Linked DNA regions of Homo sapiens: region 2 is linked to region 1. Evidence: chromatin loops called from intact Hi-C (ENCODE). Cell type or tissue: Caco-2. All regions are shown on one strand. Links, peaks and the distances in the headings refer to the core of each region. The heading gives the core; the rest is flanking DNA. Region 1 overlaps PTPRB (protein tyrosine phosphatase receptor type B). Region 2 overlaps PTPRR (protein tyrosine phosphatase receptor type R).

The links. Hi-C counts contacts between places; a loop is a spot of excess contacts. Peaks named below come from ENCODE experiments on the same cell type or tissue, not always from the same donor. Only the 100,000 strongest peaks of a DNase experiment are listed, where the experiment ranks them.
Region 2: it touches region 1 in a loop (3-fold over the local background); 10 of 110 quality-filtered maps call a loop at or near these places.

What each region holds. Positions count from the first base shown.
Region 1 is chr12:70,605,719-70,613,597 of GRCh38, reverse strand. PTPRB (protein tyrosine phosphatase receptor type B) reads left to right here. Exons shown (of 34, transcript NM_001109754.4): 4 at 4,259-4,529. Among named protein-coding and RNA genes, the nearest start is that of PTPRB, 28 kb to the left of the region's middle. In Caco-2, for the core only: no CTCF peak of the experiment used is centred there; a DNase peak (open chromatin) is centred at 3,507; H3K4me3 peaks cover 1,240 bases; H3K27me3 peaks cover 177 bases.
Region 2 is chr12:70,845,160-70,853,038 of GRCh38, reverse strand. The region is part of intron 2 of PTPRR (protein tyrosine phosphatase receptor type R); the gene reads left to right. Among named protein-coding and RNA genes, the nearest start is that of PTPRR, 72 kb to the left of the region's middle. In Caco-2, for the core only: a CTCF peak has its summit at 3,526 (motif pointing right); no DNase peak of the experiment used is centred there.

The DNA of each region.
Region 1 (7,879 bases), core at 1,682-5,681:
AATAATAAAGACATAATTTTTCCTTGTGAGGTCAGAAAGGGACTGGCCCCTTAGAGGTGTGCTGAAGCTGAAACCTAAAGGACGAGAGAAAGATTGCCAAACAGAGAGCCTGGGGAGGAGTGGCTGAAGAAGAGGAAATGACAGGCACAAGAGCTCTAGGGCAAGTCAGTTCCATAGGCACGGGATGGGGAGCAGAGCCTCCAAAACCTATACCAGAGCCTGGCACACAATAGGTGGCTAGTCAGTGTTCGCTGAATGAAAGTAAATGAATTATCAGACCCAAGCAAGTGGAGAATAGGAGGCAAGCAGGAGGGAGGAAAGAAATGGGCAGAGGCCAGGTAATGAGGGGCCGGGGTAAGGACCATGACCTTTTAGGTCATGGGTGATGGGAGTGTGGATTAACCTAACCAGTCTACTCTGCCCTCCCCTCATCCATCCAACACCACTGCCCCTCATCCCCATGTCCAGTTCAAACCCCTGTCCAAAGTAACGGTTCTCAAACAGTGGCTCCCAGACCCCTTGATGACCCATTGTATTATTCAACATCTATGTTCATAATGTGACAAGATTCATACTTTTAGCCATGAACTCATAATTAATAACTTTTTTTGAGAGAAGGTTTTCACTCTGTTGCCGAGGCTGGAGTGCAGTGGCACAATCTGGGCTTATGGCAACCTCTGCGTCCTGGGGTTAAGCAATCCTCCTGCTGCAGCCTCCTGAGTAGCTGGGATTACAGGCACGCACCACAGCATCCAGCTAATTTTTGTATTTTTTGTAGAGACAGGGTTTCTCCATGTTATCCAGGCTGGTCTCAAACTCCTGGACTCAAGTGATCTACCTGCCTCAGCCTCCCAAAGTGCTATGATTACAGGTGTGAGCCACCGCACCTGGCCAATTAATGTTTTTAAATTGCTATGACTTTTTTTTTTTAAGACAGCTGCTTGTTCACTCATGTTTAATCAAAAGCAGCCCCACCCTTCCCATGTAGTCTGGGAAAGGTTTCCTGGTGGCAAGGAAGAAAGCTTGTCCCCTGAAATGGTACAGAGTGGCTGATTCCAAATTTCTGGAATGCAACTTCTAATTCAAATAGTGTCCTTATGTAGGACAAGCAGGCTCAAGAGAAGTTGAGGAATTCCAAACAAAGATGAGAACAAAAACCAAAATGAACCAATTTATTTATACTTTGTCCAGTAGTTTCAAATAAACTCCTCATAGAAAAGATGATATCTGGAAGCTTTTTTCAGTCCTATACTTCCTTGAATATATTACAGTTTTCTTGGATTTCTCATGTTAAGTTTTGTACTTTTAAAAGGAAAAATGTTATCGGTAAAAGCCTGAGTTTAAACTCTTCCTCTTGTTTCATAGTATGCTCATGTTTATGGGTCATTTAGGACTCACTAATCATTTGGGAGCTCTGCTGTCAGCCTTAAGGTTCTGCTAGCACATTAAAGTTTGCAAAGGTAGTTTAATGTAGTTGTGATATTATTTATTCATAATAGCTGTGTGGTGTATTTAGAGTAGGTATTATTCCAATGTTACAGTTGAGGAAAGTACATTGTTATCTAAATACAGCAAGAGAAGAAAAACATAATGTTGCAAAGGAATAAAACTGGGAAAAGGCTCCTATAAAGGCTGAGGGCAGCCAGAGCCTGTAAGAAGGCTTGCAGTATCTGTGGAGAGCAGGAGGGGACCCCTGCCACTGATGAGGCTGACAGGTATGCCAGGCTGTGAAGAGCCACTGAACTTGGGCACAAAATACAGAGTAAAAGTTCTTTACTCTTCAGGTGACCTAGGCAGAGAAATAGGGAGTTTTTTTGTTCCCAGAAATACACAGATGTTCTAGGTTTGACCTTCTTTGAGTGTTTGTTAACTTGAAAGGATTTGAAATCTCTGGTCTGGCTGTAGATTAAAAGTCTGTAGAATCTCTCGAGGGGAAGAAACTTCGTTTTTTCATTAAGAGGTATTTTTAAAAGCATGTTTTCTAAAAGAATTGAAGCAGGCCAGGCACGGTGGCACACGCCTGTAATCCCAGCACTTTGGGAGGCCAAGGCGGGTCGATCACTTGAGGTCAGGAGTTCAAGGCCAGCCTGGTCAACGTGGTGAAACCCTGTCTCTATTAAAAATACACACACACAAAAAAAATTAGCTGGGTGTAGTGGCACACGCCTGTAATCCCAGCTACACGGAAGGCTGAGGCTTAAGAATTGCTTGAACCCGGGAGGCAGAGGTTGCAGTGAGCTGAAATCGCACCACTGTACTCCAACCTGGGTGACAGAGTGAGACTCTGACTCAAAAATAAATAAATAAATAAATAGAATTGAAACAATTTTCACTTTTTTCTTTTTTCTTGTTTTAACTTTCCTCAAAGTAGACACAGTAGATATAGTAGACAATAACATAGCTTTATGTATAGCCTATTTGAAAAAGAAAGGAATATGCCATCCTTCCCGCTGATTTGAAAATTAGAATGTGGAATTTCATTTCTTTTGGCAGTTGTTAGGGATGGTGCTCCAAAAAAGCAATAAAAAATTATAAAACTTGTTGCAATATTTTGCTTTTCTCACTTGTGTACAATTAAATATTTTTGCTCTTTAGTTATTGGGAGCTTTTCTAAAATCAGTTTTCAGATAAATAACCGTTTGGGTACTGAAGCAGTTGCTAAAGGGCATACAGTTAGGGCTGAACGCTGAATAAATGCCATTTTTTTTTTAACTTGTGGAGAGCTGACTATCAACAGTAGTTTCCACAAATGAGAGTTTACATGGCTGTCTTCTTTTGGCTGGACAATTAGGGATGAAATGGCTTTAACTACTGGATGATAAAACTGTTAGCTGTGGGTTGAACACTTGGTAGTGATTATATTTGTCGTTAGCGCTATTTACATAAGATTTAGGGAGGATACAAACCTATACAAGAGAAAAGGGAAAGTGATTGGGAGAAAAGAATGGTCAAGCTGACAATCCTTTTGGGGTCTTTTTCTCTTGCTAGTGTCAGGGGATGCCACCGGGACAAATGAATGCTTTGAAGTGAGAAGGGCAAAAGCTCTCTAATAAAAGACTTCAGGAAAGAGTGCAGGCGACCTGGGGAAATATGCTGCGGTCAAGTTTAATCCTGGGAAAAAGTGGTCCTGGAGAAAGCAGATGAGGAAGATAGGAAGGAAGATAGGGAGGGGGAGACGCTGGGTGTGGAGGGAGGAAAGGGGCGGGGGTGGGGGCCTGGAAAGTGACAGGGAGCAAGCACTAATTGTGGCTAAGGCGACTGGGTCGAGAACCACAGACTGGGGAAAAGGGAGAGTACGGGAGGAGGAGGAGGCAGAGCCCCGCGGAGCCGGACCGGACCCCTGGCCGGGAAGGTATCGGCGCGGGGCAGCGGGGGCAGCTTGGCCCACATCGGGCCCCTTGGCAGGCTCAGGCGTTGGCTCCTCGGGGCTCCCTCCCTCGCCGGCGCATTGTTCCTTTGCCGGGAGACGAGGAAATTGCCTTTTGATTGCGGAAGTCAGCGGACGGGGCTGGGGCGAGGCAGCGCGGGTCAGAATGGCAGCGTGGGAAGGGCGGCGCGCTGCCTGTCCCCGCCGCCTCTCGCGTCCGCAGCCCGCCCGGGGCGGCAGGAGCAGCAGCAGCAGCGGTGGCCGCAGTGGCCCCTGCGCGTCGCCAGCCCCGAGGGAAGCGCGCTGCGCCCACGGGGCGCGCTGAGCGCGCGCAACAGGTGACCCCCTGCCCCGGCCCTCGGGCCGTCCCACGTCCAGCCCCCTCGGTCTCCTCTGGATCTTAACTACTGAGCGCAATGCTGAGCCATGGAGCCGGGTTGGCCTTGTGGATCACACTGAGCCTGCTGCAGGTGAGTGGCCCGAGAAGGGGTCAGAGCTGATGCGCCCCCTCCCCGCCGAAAACCAAATTCCCACTCCACTTTCTCGTCTATCGGGTTGTGCTTTGAAGAGGGAGGTGGCAAAATTTCTTCTTCTGCCTTGGGAAGAATGATCCTCTGGTGAGCCCCCCAACCCAGAATGACAGCTTATCCAGCTGTCAAAGCAAAAAGCCACCTTCTCTCTCCAGCTGCTCTCAAGGGACAGCAGCTAGGGAGAAAGTTGCCATCCACCTCCCCTGCAAGCCTCTTCTCTGGCCAGAGGGCAAAAGGACTGGCTGAGGCAAGGGACAAAGGATAAGTAGAGGAGAAAGTGTGGCTTGAGGAGCTTGCTGTGGACATGTCCCTGAGCAGTCCAGACTGTGGACTTAAACTGTTGTGTCTGATTCCTTTGCAGACTGGACTGGCGGAGCCAGAGAGATGTAACTTCACCCTGGCGGAGTCCAAGGCCTCCAGCCATTCTGTGTCTATCCAGTGGAGAATTTTGGGCTCACCCTGTAACTTTAGCCTCATCTATAGCAGTGACACCCTGGGGGCCGCGTTGTGCCCTACCTTTCGGATAGACAACACCACATACGGATGTAACCTTCAAGATTTACAAGCAGGAACCATCTATAACTTCAGGATTATTTCTCTGGATGAAGAGAGAACAGTGGTCTTGCAAACAGGTAAAGGATGACAGGTGCAATTGGATGGCCAAGCCACACGGGGTTGGGCCCTGCCTTTTCAAGCTGGTGTTTCATTTGAGTTCCAGGGATACAAAAAATGAAGGTAAAAATACCTGTGAAGATAAATATTGACAGAAATGTCTGGTTTCCTCGGATCTAGCCAGAAGCAGCTTGGTGGACTTTCAGAGACTCCCTTAGTGCTGAAAACAGCCAACTAGCTACTGAAAGGGTCGGGGTGGGGTGCAGGGCGGTCAGCAAAGAGAAACTTTGGGCTGCGGTGGGAATTTTTTAAAGTGATGTGGTTTACGCTTCCATTGCATTAAATTGTCAAACCCTGGAATAATTTTAAGTAAACGTTTTTAGAATAAATAATAGAAGTACAATATTAGGGGTATGCCTTTCCTCAACTTAGTTTTATTTTTAGAACTGTACATAAAATCTGCAGGAATAGAATGGAGCCATTCATCAGGGAAAATTAGAAAAGTCTCTTGAAATGAGGACATGAAAATTGTTTTGTATCTCTTGAGTAATAACCCAAACAGCATAGTATCAGAGAACGTCCTTTGATTACTTTACAGCAATTATTTTCCTTACACTTTTGCTGAATCCCTCCATGTGGATATGTTCAGAGTTTGCCTTTCTTGCCTCAGTTTTCTTATCTGTAAAATGGGAGTGTTAGACTTAGGTCATTCAAGTCCAAGTTCTTACCAAGTGCTCAACACTTAGGTATGGGCTGTCATGTACATTACCTCATTTAATCCTCAGAGCTACCCTCAGACATGCTCTAAATTCTTTAACAATTTTCAGGTTTTCTGACTTCATTAGTCTTCATTATCTCTATTTGTTGCAACAGTGTATCCTTACCTTCATCCAGAGATTCAAATTTATGTTAAAATTTTAAAAGTCAAATTTAGAAATGTGTTGCCCTTAGTATTCTTTCACATTTCAACCTGAAACAGGATCATTTCTTTTGCTACAGTTCTTCAAAGAGGTGTGAGAACTTTCAGCTCTAAAGGCAGGTGCAGCAGTTTCAGAGAATTTAACTGGGCTCATGTAGTAAGTCAACTAGATATTATCTTTTTTTTTCAAAGAAAAAAATCAAAATGCCCAATTACATCACTTAACTTACTTCAGATGAAACTTTTAGATGATATCTGAGATTTGCAGCATCTTAAGTTGAAAAGAGAAATCGCTTGTTAAGAATCTGGTGGTTTCTCTGACTGGGCGCAGTGGCTCACACCTGTAATCGCAGCACTTTGGGAGGCTGAGGCAGGTGGATCATGAGGTCAGGAGTTCAAGACCACCTTGGTCAACATGGCAAAACCTCGTCTCTACTAAAAATAAAACAAATAAATAAATAAAAAATTCGCCTGGTGTGGTGGCGGGCGCCTGTAATCCCAGCTACTTGGGAGGCTGAGGCAGAGAATTGCTTGAGCCCAGGAGGCAGAGAAGCCAGATTGTGCCACTGCACTCCAGCCTGGGCAACAGAGGAGACTCTGTCTCAAAAAAAAAAAAAAAAAGAAAAGGAAAATGAATCTGGTGGTTTCTAATATGGAATCAGAGAGCCTGAAATAGACCACATAATTAGAACATTTTACAAAAGTTGAAAGGCTGGGTTTTTAGTCCAAATGTTGTTGGTTTCTTAATATTACAGGATAGTTCTTATAAATACTCATATTGCTAATACTGTGAAATACATAACATAGAACTTACAGATGTGTTAATTGTGTTTAGAAAGGCATCTGGCCAACTAGTGTATGTGTTCAGTGGAGCAGAGCAATTTGTAAAAGCAGGCTGAGCTTTCAGAAGTTTGTTGGAGAAAAGATTAAGACCTTTAAGAAGCCAGAATATGGTTGTTTAAACCAGAGGATTTACTTTTTGGAAAAACAGTAATGGAAAAGGACTTACTGTGGGTGTAATTAGTTAGAATAGGCTTTGAGTTTAATTATGCAAGTAGGTATTCAAGTCCAGAGGCATTTCTGAAATGTAAGAAATACTTGCATTTTATTGACCATGTTGAGTGAAACAAGACTTCATCAGCATCCACAATGTGCTAGCATTCAGGGTTCTCACCATTTTTCTTAAAGAGACACACTTTACTTGTCTACAAATATTATGAGCTGCATGATAAATGTGAAGCATGAAAGTTGCAGGTGGTATTTGCATAATGATAAATTTCCCACATGTATTTGTATGATGGTTGTTTAGATTTAAATTACTTTTTTAAATAAGATATTTTAAAAATTGTTTCAGGGAGGAATTTTTTAGTCGGTTGTTATTTATTTGTCAGTAGTTCTTTCTACATTTTAAGGACATATGTGAATTGTTCACTTAGTTAATACAAAGTACTAGTATTCCCCTATGTTAATTGCTGAGCTATAGAGATGAGATGCATAAATCATATTTTACTGTTATTAAAGCAATGCCAACTAGTATAATATTCAAACTCAGACAAACTTCAAACAAAAAAGTAATTGAAAATATCTGTGCTTTCTTTATTCTATTATGCCTGTCTTATCAGTCTAAAACAAAATAGAATGAGAGCAAGACATGATTTGGATAGAAATATAGTTGTTGCTTAGATGATCTCTATATCATTCCAAATGTGACTGGCCTGATTATTTTTCCTGATAAACTGTCTAAAATAGCTCATTATTTTCATGTCATATAGACACGACCTTAAGGATAAAAAAATTGAATTAAATGGGCAATATTTCAGCAATAGTCATTTTCCATTCCAGATTTAAAATCAGAATCGAAGAACATAATGGATTTAAACCCAGTTCAGTGCACATGTATCAAACATAATACTGTTGGGAACTATGCCAGGTAGTGATTAGTAAGCTTATAAAGATGACTAACAAAAAGTGGTTCCTGACCTTGTTGTCTCGTGCAGAGGTGAGAGACGGTTATGATGAAAGTGGCAACAGAGCTTTATCTCATCTTTTCTGGATGAGGACTTTACTCTGCCTCATGTATGCCATGCTTTCATAACCATAGAGGACAAGATATTTGGCAATTCTCAGGTTTACTTGGTCATTAAACGGTCAACGCAACAAGAATATCCTTTGAAAGCCAAAGTATTTAGTGTGAACTCACCAGAAATCAGACAATGAACATACCAGATATGGAATAAGTTGGCATTTTTTTTTCACTTCTTGTAGAGCTCTTCTTAAACTTGGCACTTTTGAAGACTGTACTCAGAGTCTAGAGCAGAGGTTGCAAACTGGTAGCCTCTAGAGATAGCTAGGTGTCTAAATAATAACTATGTTGTGTTTGGCTCATGTAGTGTTTGTGAAAACATCCAGATCATTTCACCAGCATTAAAAATCAAAAATTCACATTAAAAC
Region 2 (7,879 bases), core at 1,829-5,828, 240 kb before region 1:
TGTGGCGGCCCCTGGCCCGTGAACGGTAGTCATGATTATTGTAAGGAACATAAGATAGAAATTTGCCACGGTAATCTCCCATGAGGACAGAACTTCTTTTGAAAGCCCCAAGATCCTGCCCGTAAATCATAAGGCATGCACACCAAGCCCAGTGTCTGACAGCAGCTCCTTTCCTGCCTGTCTCATCATGTTAAACGCAATATCAGAAAATTAAAGAATAGAAGGGGGGAGAAAATGTAAAGTCCTCAATATGAGCAAGTATGTAGAAGTCCAAAAAAAGTAAATAATTTGCACAATGTCACACTGCTAGTTTGTTACAAAGGTGATCCTTGAACTCAATTACTTGAACTCCTTTTCTGTTGTCTATTCCACTATTCCACACTAATACTGCCTCTTCTAAATTCTCACAATCCATCTGGTGGCTCCTCAGGGGCTGATTTAAGCTCCATGAAGGGGCTTAGCTTAACATCAGTAGAGAATCAGCCTCTCCTGAGAAGGGATTCGATTGCTGTTTGCTCAGTGCTGATTACTTTGATAATAATCAGGGTATAAAAAGAAGTAATACAGTATTAATCAGGAAAACAGCATGCTACCACTGCAGAAACTAGGTCATAGTTGCAGTTAACTATGCCATTTGTAATGCAATTTAATGTCAATTTTCTCTTAGATATTTTTCTTTTGTAATCTTTTCTTATTTTTTAATTTCTTTCATATAGCATGCAAAGCCAGTTGAGTTGACATTGGTGTTTAATTTAACAATTGTTGAATGAATAATTTGAATAATTGATTTGTCCCTGATTCATTTTTCCAACCCTTTACATCTTCCTAGTTCTCGTATTTGCCAAGTGACTTTGGATTTTGACTTGAAAAAAATTTTTAAAGCATCTGGTCTCATCAGGTAAATTTCATTTCCTGCACACCCTTCAGCTCCCTTCCCTTCACCCACTCATGCACTCATACACTGTCTGCCTTCCTTCCAGGGCATTCTGTCTTTCATCGAAGGATTTAGTACCACAGCTAACTTTAAAGCCTAAACATGAGTAGTTTTCCCAGAACCATGGTACTGAAACCTCATGATTAGATACAAAATATTTGAAAAAATAATGAAAAGAAAGTAAAAAAGAGAATTGAAAAAAATGAAATTGTTAATGTATGAAAACATTTAATTCTGCCAGCTGGCTTTTTCTTTCTTGTCTATTCTGCACATAATTCCAGCGTGTACTTCTTTTCACATTTCAATATCTCTGACATCAGGATACATCTAAACATCAATGGCTTCTTGCATTTACAATAGGCATTTTTTATTAGAGTCATATAGAAAATAGATCATTTTATAATGGAGTATGTCTTCAATATGATGAACTGTGATGATAGAAATACTAGCAAGTATTGTGTGCCATTCATTTTCATAAATGCCTTATACATGTTAACTTCTTTAACCTTCACAAAACACCTACAGAGTGGATTCTCTTATTCTCTCTGTTTTCAGATTGCAGAAACAAGGAGAGATAGGCAGTGAAAGAGGTTGCCATATCTAGTAAGAAAGTGCCATATCTAGTAAGTAATGGGGTCAGGATATGAACCCAGACTCCTTCCCTAGGCTGTGCTCTTAACCTCTACCCAAAACGTTTTTCTGATTTTTCCATATAGGACTTTGGACACTTTTCCCATCTCTTGGTTTGTCTTTTAGAATATTCCATCATCTTCTGTGAAGACATTGGAATATGGATTCTCATTCTCACTTATTTTTGTCTGTGTGTCTGGGTATTTTACCAGAGGGTCATTATTAGAGTCAGGATAAATGCAATATTTAAGAGACCTATCTCTGAAATCAGAAACTAACTGGGTCCAAATTCTGGCTTTGACTCTTACTAGCCCTGTCACTTTGGGCAAATTACCTAACGTTAGTTTTCTTTTTTAAAAAATAAGTATTTTTTTAAGTTTACCTCATAGGGTTATCATGAGAATTAAATCAAATGACTTATGTATAACATATTTAGAACAATACCTAAATATAATGAATACCCAACAAATGTTGGCTTATTTATGAAATCATAGTATATGAGACTGAAGTAAAAGGGAAGAGAATGAGGAAAAAAAAACAGGAGAAACACTCAGAAGAGTTAGCAATTTATTAACTCATTCATGTATTCAACAAAAGATGTACTGAGGTTGTATTGTGTGCAAAGCAATGTAGGGACAGCATCTTCCTTATAGCTAGGTCTGAAGAAGAAAAGGAACTTGCAAAATGCTTCTGTTTTCTGCATTGGGCCTGGCACTGAGTAAAATGCGAGAGTGAAAGGTACATCAATTTCGTATTCCCCAAAAGCGTCGAGAGGCACAGAGAGAGGTCTGGGTTTTCAAGGAAGGGTGAAATTATTCCCGGTCACAATGGATTTGAAGAGATTCATCCACCAAATATTTAAGTGCCTACAATATATTGTATTCAGGATATAAAGAATAAAATAATAGCTCTGCTTTCAAGAATGATGCTTCCAATACTTATTTGTGATTTAGATATAGAAATCGGTGATGGGAAAACATCACTAATGAGGTAGGTAGTCATTTTAGTTAGTAGAGTTGGATTCAGCTTATTATTTCAAGCAACCTTGCTTTAAATTGCTGCCCTATTGATCTTTCTGGAAATAGATACAAAATTACCTTTTATTTTTTTTTTTCTGAGATGGAATCTCGCTTTGTTGCCCAGGCTGGAGTGCAGTGGCATGATCTCAGCTCACTGCAACCTCTGTCTCCTGGGTTCAAGCAATTCTCCCTCAGCCTCCCGAGTAGCTAGGACTATAGGCGCCCGCCACCACACCCAGCTAATTTTTGCATTTTTAGTAGCAACAGGGTTTTACCACTTTGGCCAGGCTGGTCTCAAACTCCTGACCTCAGGTGATCTGCCCACCTCGGCCTCCCAAAGTGCTGGGATTACAGAGGTGAGCCACCATGCCCAGCCAGAAAATTACTTTTTTTTAAATAGAGAAATGTATCACTACATTTAAATGTCTAAGTTCAAATTAATTTTGATTTTATTAGAATAGAAAAACTGAAATGAATATTTTTGTAAAGACTAAAAACAATTGCATTTATAGTTTAGGCAATTGGATGTCTTTTGGTTTTTGTTTGTCATTCCGTCTACTGAGTAATTTAGCTAAAAATAACAGCTCTTACTTGGCCAAGAAAGTCACATGTTTATGTTTTATTAAGACAAGCAAGTTCATCCTCAAATATCCTAATTTGAATTAATTAAGGAAAAATGACTAAAAAGGCATTTATTAAACATATAGTAAGGGGCCAGATGAAACGATCACCATACCCAAATCACTTGGTCACAAATAATTTTTGCCCATTGTCAACCACATATTTTTGTAGACTGATAGATTTTCTTTTCATGGAAAAATCAATGGAAATGTCAAAATATGTTGTAAATTATAATGTAAAAACAAAACCCCTTTCCTTTTGCTTATTTCATCCACCAGATGTCCCTCTTCTCAAATTTGGTGATGTGTTACTACAGAAAGAAGTGCCATGCTATGTTAATGAAAGAAACTGGTAGTTGAGTTGAAAAAATCCACTGTCAATCTCCACTCTTATTTTTGGCAACTACAAACTGACAAAACGTTAGCAGCTATGTCTAAACATTCTTTCCAGACTTGGATTCCCTCCAAACCTTTCTTCTTGAGTGGCTATCTGGCCTATTCTTAAGAACTCTCTTTAACAGGAAAGCTACTCTCATCCAAAGCAGCCAGTCTACTTCTGGTCAGCTGTGCCTGTTGGAAAATTTTTTTTTTTGCTAAGAAATTTATCTCTTATATCTACTTCCATGGTTCAAATATCTACCTTTGGAAATAGTCATTTCTAATACATTGTTTTCCAAATAATAGTCATCCAAATAATTCAACAGCTAATAAATTCTACCTACATCTTTTCTTCTCCAGGCTAAATTGTATTCCCAAAGTTTGCTATTAGTCAATTTTTTTGAATAAAGGGCATATTTTCACATAAACAAAAAATTATAAATGGTGATTGGGGATGTGGGCAAGATAAAAAAATTATTTAACTTACATCAAGATGAAGCAGTCAGAAATTATCTATATTAAAAAATTATTTGTGAAAACTTTAATAATTCCCAACAGAGGTTATTTAATATGTTAATTGTGTTTGGTTGAGTGATACTACACAGAAAGTATCATTAGAAGTTATTTTCCCAGATTCAAATTGTAACTCTAAGCATCTATCACATATTCTACCCCAGTGTTTTGGTGTAACTATAAGTCATCTAAATTGTGAATGATTGTTTTAAATTATTCAAAACATTTTTAGTATAACCAAATGGCATTTAAAGTACATCTGCATTCTTAAATTATTAGATAATTCTCTAATCTGATCATTACAATTTAATATTCATTAATCTGGCTGGATGTGGTTGCTCATGTCTAATCCCAGCACTTTGGGAGGCCAAGGCGGACAGATCACTTGAGGTCAGGAGTTTCAGACCAGCCTGGCCAAGATGGTAGAACCCTGTCACTACCAAAAATAAAATAATTTAAAAAATTAGCTGGGCATGGTGGCATGCACCTATAGTTTCAACTGCTCTGGAGAATCTCTTGAACACAGGAGGCAGAGGCTACAGTGAGCCGAGATCCACTACTGCACTTTAGCCTGGGTGACAGAGCAAGACTCCATCTCAAAAAAACAACCATTAATTTGTGTGAACACAGATGAACATAGAAATATTCGAAGGGAATAATACTATGAGAATAAAAATTGGTCATAGAACCGGATAACTATTGCAAATGGAGATTATTCAGTGCTAGTACGATTGTCTACACATCAAGTCATTATATTTTATTTTTAGAGTTGTTTGACAGTTCGTTTAGGCCTGTACTGAGTCAATCTGAGAACTAAGTGAATTTTAATGACATTCCTCCCATTATATGTAATATGAGTGGATGGGAATCTCTTGTAATTTATAGTAATGACCCTCAGGACACACTTAGGTTTAGGCAATAGTAGATTATTATCATGCCCATATGAAATAGTTTTCAGAATCTCAGGGAAAAGATGAAGGGGATACCCCGAAAGCAACTGACTACAAGTTATTTTCACTGAAAATCATTATGTTTATGAAAAGTAACACAAATTATATGTTACAACTATTTTTAAGCTGTTCTTTACCAAAAAGTCGAACAAATACTTCTTAAAAGTGAAAATACAGCCAAATTTCTTTATTGTGTTGAGTCTTTCTGGAACCTCTAAGTGTCCATCTGGTGCTTAGAGCCACAAAATTTTGAAGTTTAAAAATTCCCTCTCTCTAAGCATTAGGGTTGTAGGAGGATTAAATCCAAAGCTCATTATGGACAAATCCCATTAATTGGCATTTTTATTTTGGTGAAGTAGGAACAATAAAAAATTTTTAAACTTGGTTCAAGTGGAGAATGGAGAGGAAGAGTATGGCTCACCCAGTCTTTCCAAAATTTAACCTCACCAAGCAAATTGAAGGAGGTGGCAATTATACATCCACAGCCCCAAAACCTCATATTTTGAGATGTAAATTTCCAAGTTTCCTGCAATAATACAAGCAGAAAAAATATTATCAGTCATCTGAAATATCAGAGCCAACTAGACTGACCATATTATAATTTCTATTGGCTTTTAGAGAGGATATGTTGGACCAAATGTTTTGATTATGTTTGTGGTTTGACCATAAATTTTGTGCATCGATAATAAATAGTAATGAGCTAACAATTAATGACCAGCTACTCCAAGCCAGGCAAAGTGCTAAGCACATTACATGCACTACATTTAAGCCTCACACAACTCCTGTGATATAGGCACCATTGTTATATTGATGTTACAGCTGCATAAACTGTGGCAGAGCAAGGTCTCTTGTCAAAACTTTTGTGCTTAACATCCAAGTTCTCGTGTCAGGCGTTTGTTTTTCACATCCTTCAAAGCAGGAAAGTTAGTCTTCCATCATTGAGTTTCACAAGATGTCAGGCACTAGGATGTACAGTGCCTGGACACCCCAGGAAAGATCCCCATGCCAGGAGTTTACACAGTGGCATGAGAGGGAGGGAAGAGGCAGATACCCATAAGCAATTTCAGTTCGGATAAATATTGCACTGAGACAAGCAGGGGAAGCTGTGGATAGATTGAGGAAAGACAGATGCCTATCTGAGTCCACTCAGGCTGCTACGATGAAATACACTAAACCAAGTAGCTTTTAAGCAATGAAACTTGATTTCTTAGATTTCTAGAGGCTGTGAAGTTCATGATCAAGGACCCAGCAGATTTGGCGTCTGGTGAGGGCTCACTCTCTGGTTCATAAGTGGTGCTTTCCCTTTGCATCCTCAATGGTGGAAGGGGGCAAACAAGCCCCTTCTCTCCTGGCCTCTTTTTTAAGGGGACTAGTCCCATTCATGAGGGATCTGCCCTCATGATCTAATCAATCCCTAAAGGCCCCACCTCCTAACACTATCACCTTGGGGGTTAGGATTTCAACAAGAATTTTGAGAGGACACAAACATTCACACAATAGCAATGCCTATATACGCTTTCTTCTTCGTAACTAATATAACCATTTCTTAAAATAAACAAGTGAGTCTTAAGTGCCTACCCATGCCAGGTACCTACGTTCAGGGCTCCACATTTCCTCTGGGCCATGTCTGGTGAGATGCCAGTCTGCCTCCAAGATGCTCATAAGCCACATTTTTACAGGTCTCTCTAAAAAGCTTCCTATGAGTTTTCTTTGTATGTAATCTCATAATCTAGTCTTTGAATGAACCTAAAGCTTTTTTCTGGTCCGTAGCTAGTGGAAAGGAAGCGTTTTCTTTGCTCATTTCTTTCCATGTTAATTAACCATAACACTATCCTTCAAGCCAACTAATTTGTTTTCTACTTTGTTATTTAGATTCTTCAAATATTTGGTGATTATTATCCCATAATCCTTAAGTTGTTGCTTAGTTGGGTTACATATACTTGTATTTAACTATCCATTTATTTTCCATTCTTGGTCTATATTTTATTTCATTTTGTTATTTTTCAGTATTGAAATTGCTTTTCTTCTCTTGTCCCACTGAAGCACTGTGATTCATGTTAACACTCTGAAACAATTGGTCATAAATCCAAATTCAGGGCACTTAGGTTCAGGAAAGGCAGGCTTATGATCTTATTCCAGAAGATTATAGAAAAACTAGATCACCAAACATCAGTGGTAGTGACTTCACAGAGAGAAATGTAGCAATTTAGCGAATTGCCCTCCCTTCTTTCTGGATTTTCTAATTTTAACTTCCTAGGTTGCATTCATGCAACCATTTATATAACTACTAGGTGCTGAATCTTCTCCTTTCTTAGGCATTTTATCCAATGAAGACTTAAGATTCATGATGCAGTTGAGGTCATTCTTAAAGGAAATAATAGACTTTTTAGGTTAATTTAAAAATACGGAGAGCTGGGAGAAGCAAAGGAAGGCAAAGAGAGAGATAGGATTAATTCTGGAAGCGTACAGGAGTCATCCTAAAGGGATATAAAAAAGCACTATAAATGTTATTGCTCTAAGCTCATAAAGGAATCCTTTCTAAATGCGTCCTACTGTGACTCCAACTTTTCAGTCTTTACTCTTAGATCATGTACATACATTAAGGCTCTGTCCAATGCAATCCCTAGTATGGTTCAGTATTATTTCTGTCCTTTTTTTGGGGGGTGGTTGTTTTTCTAATCAAGATAATTCCTTCCTAATATGTTCCCTTTTTTATACTTATGACTTTCTCTTGTTTTAGGGAGATTTTCCTGTGCACACCTATAAGCTTCTTTTCTCCCTCCACTTTTGTATTCTGTCAACTCTCACCCACCACTGAAACCTTCCTAGAAGGAA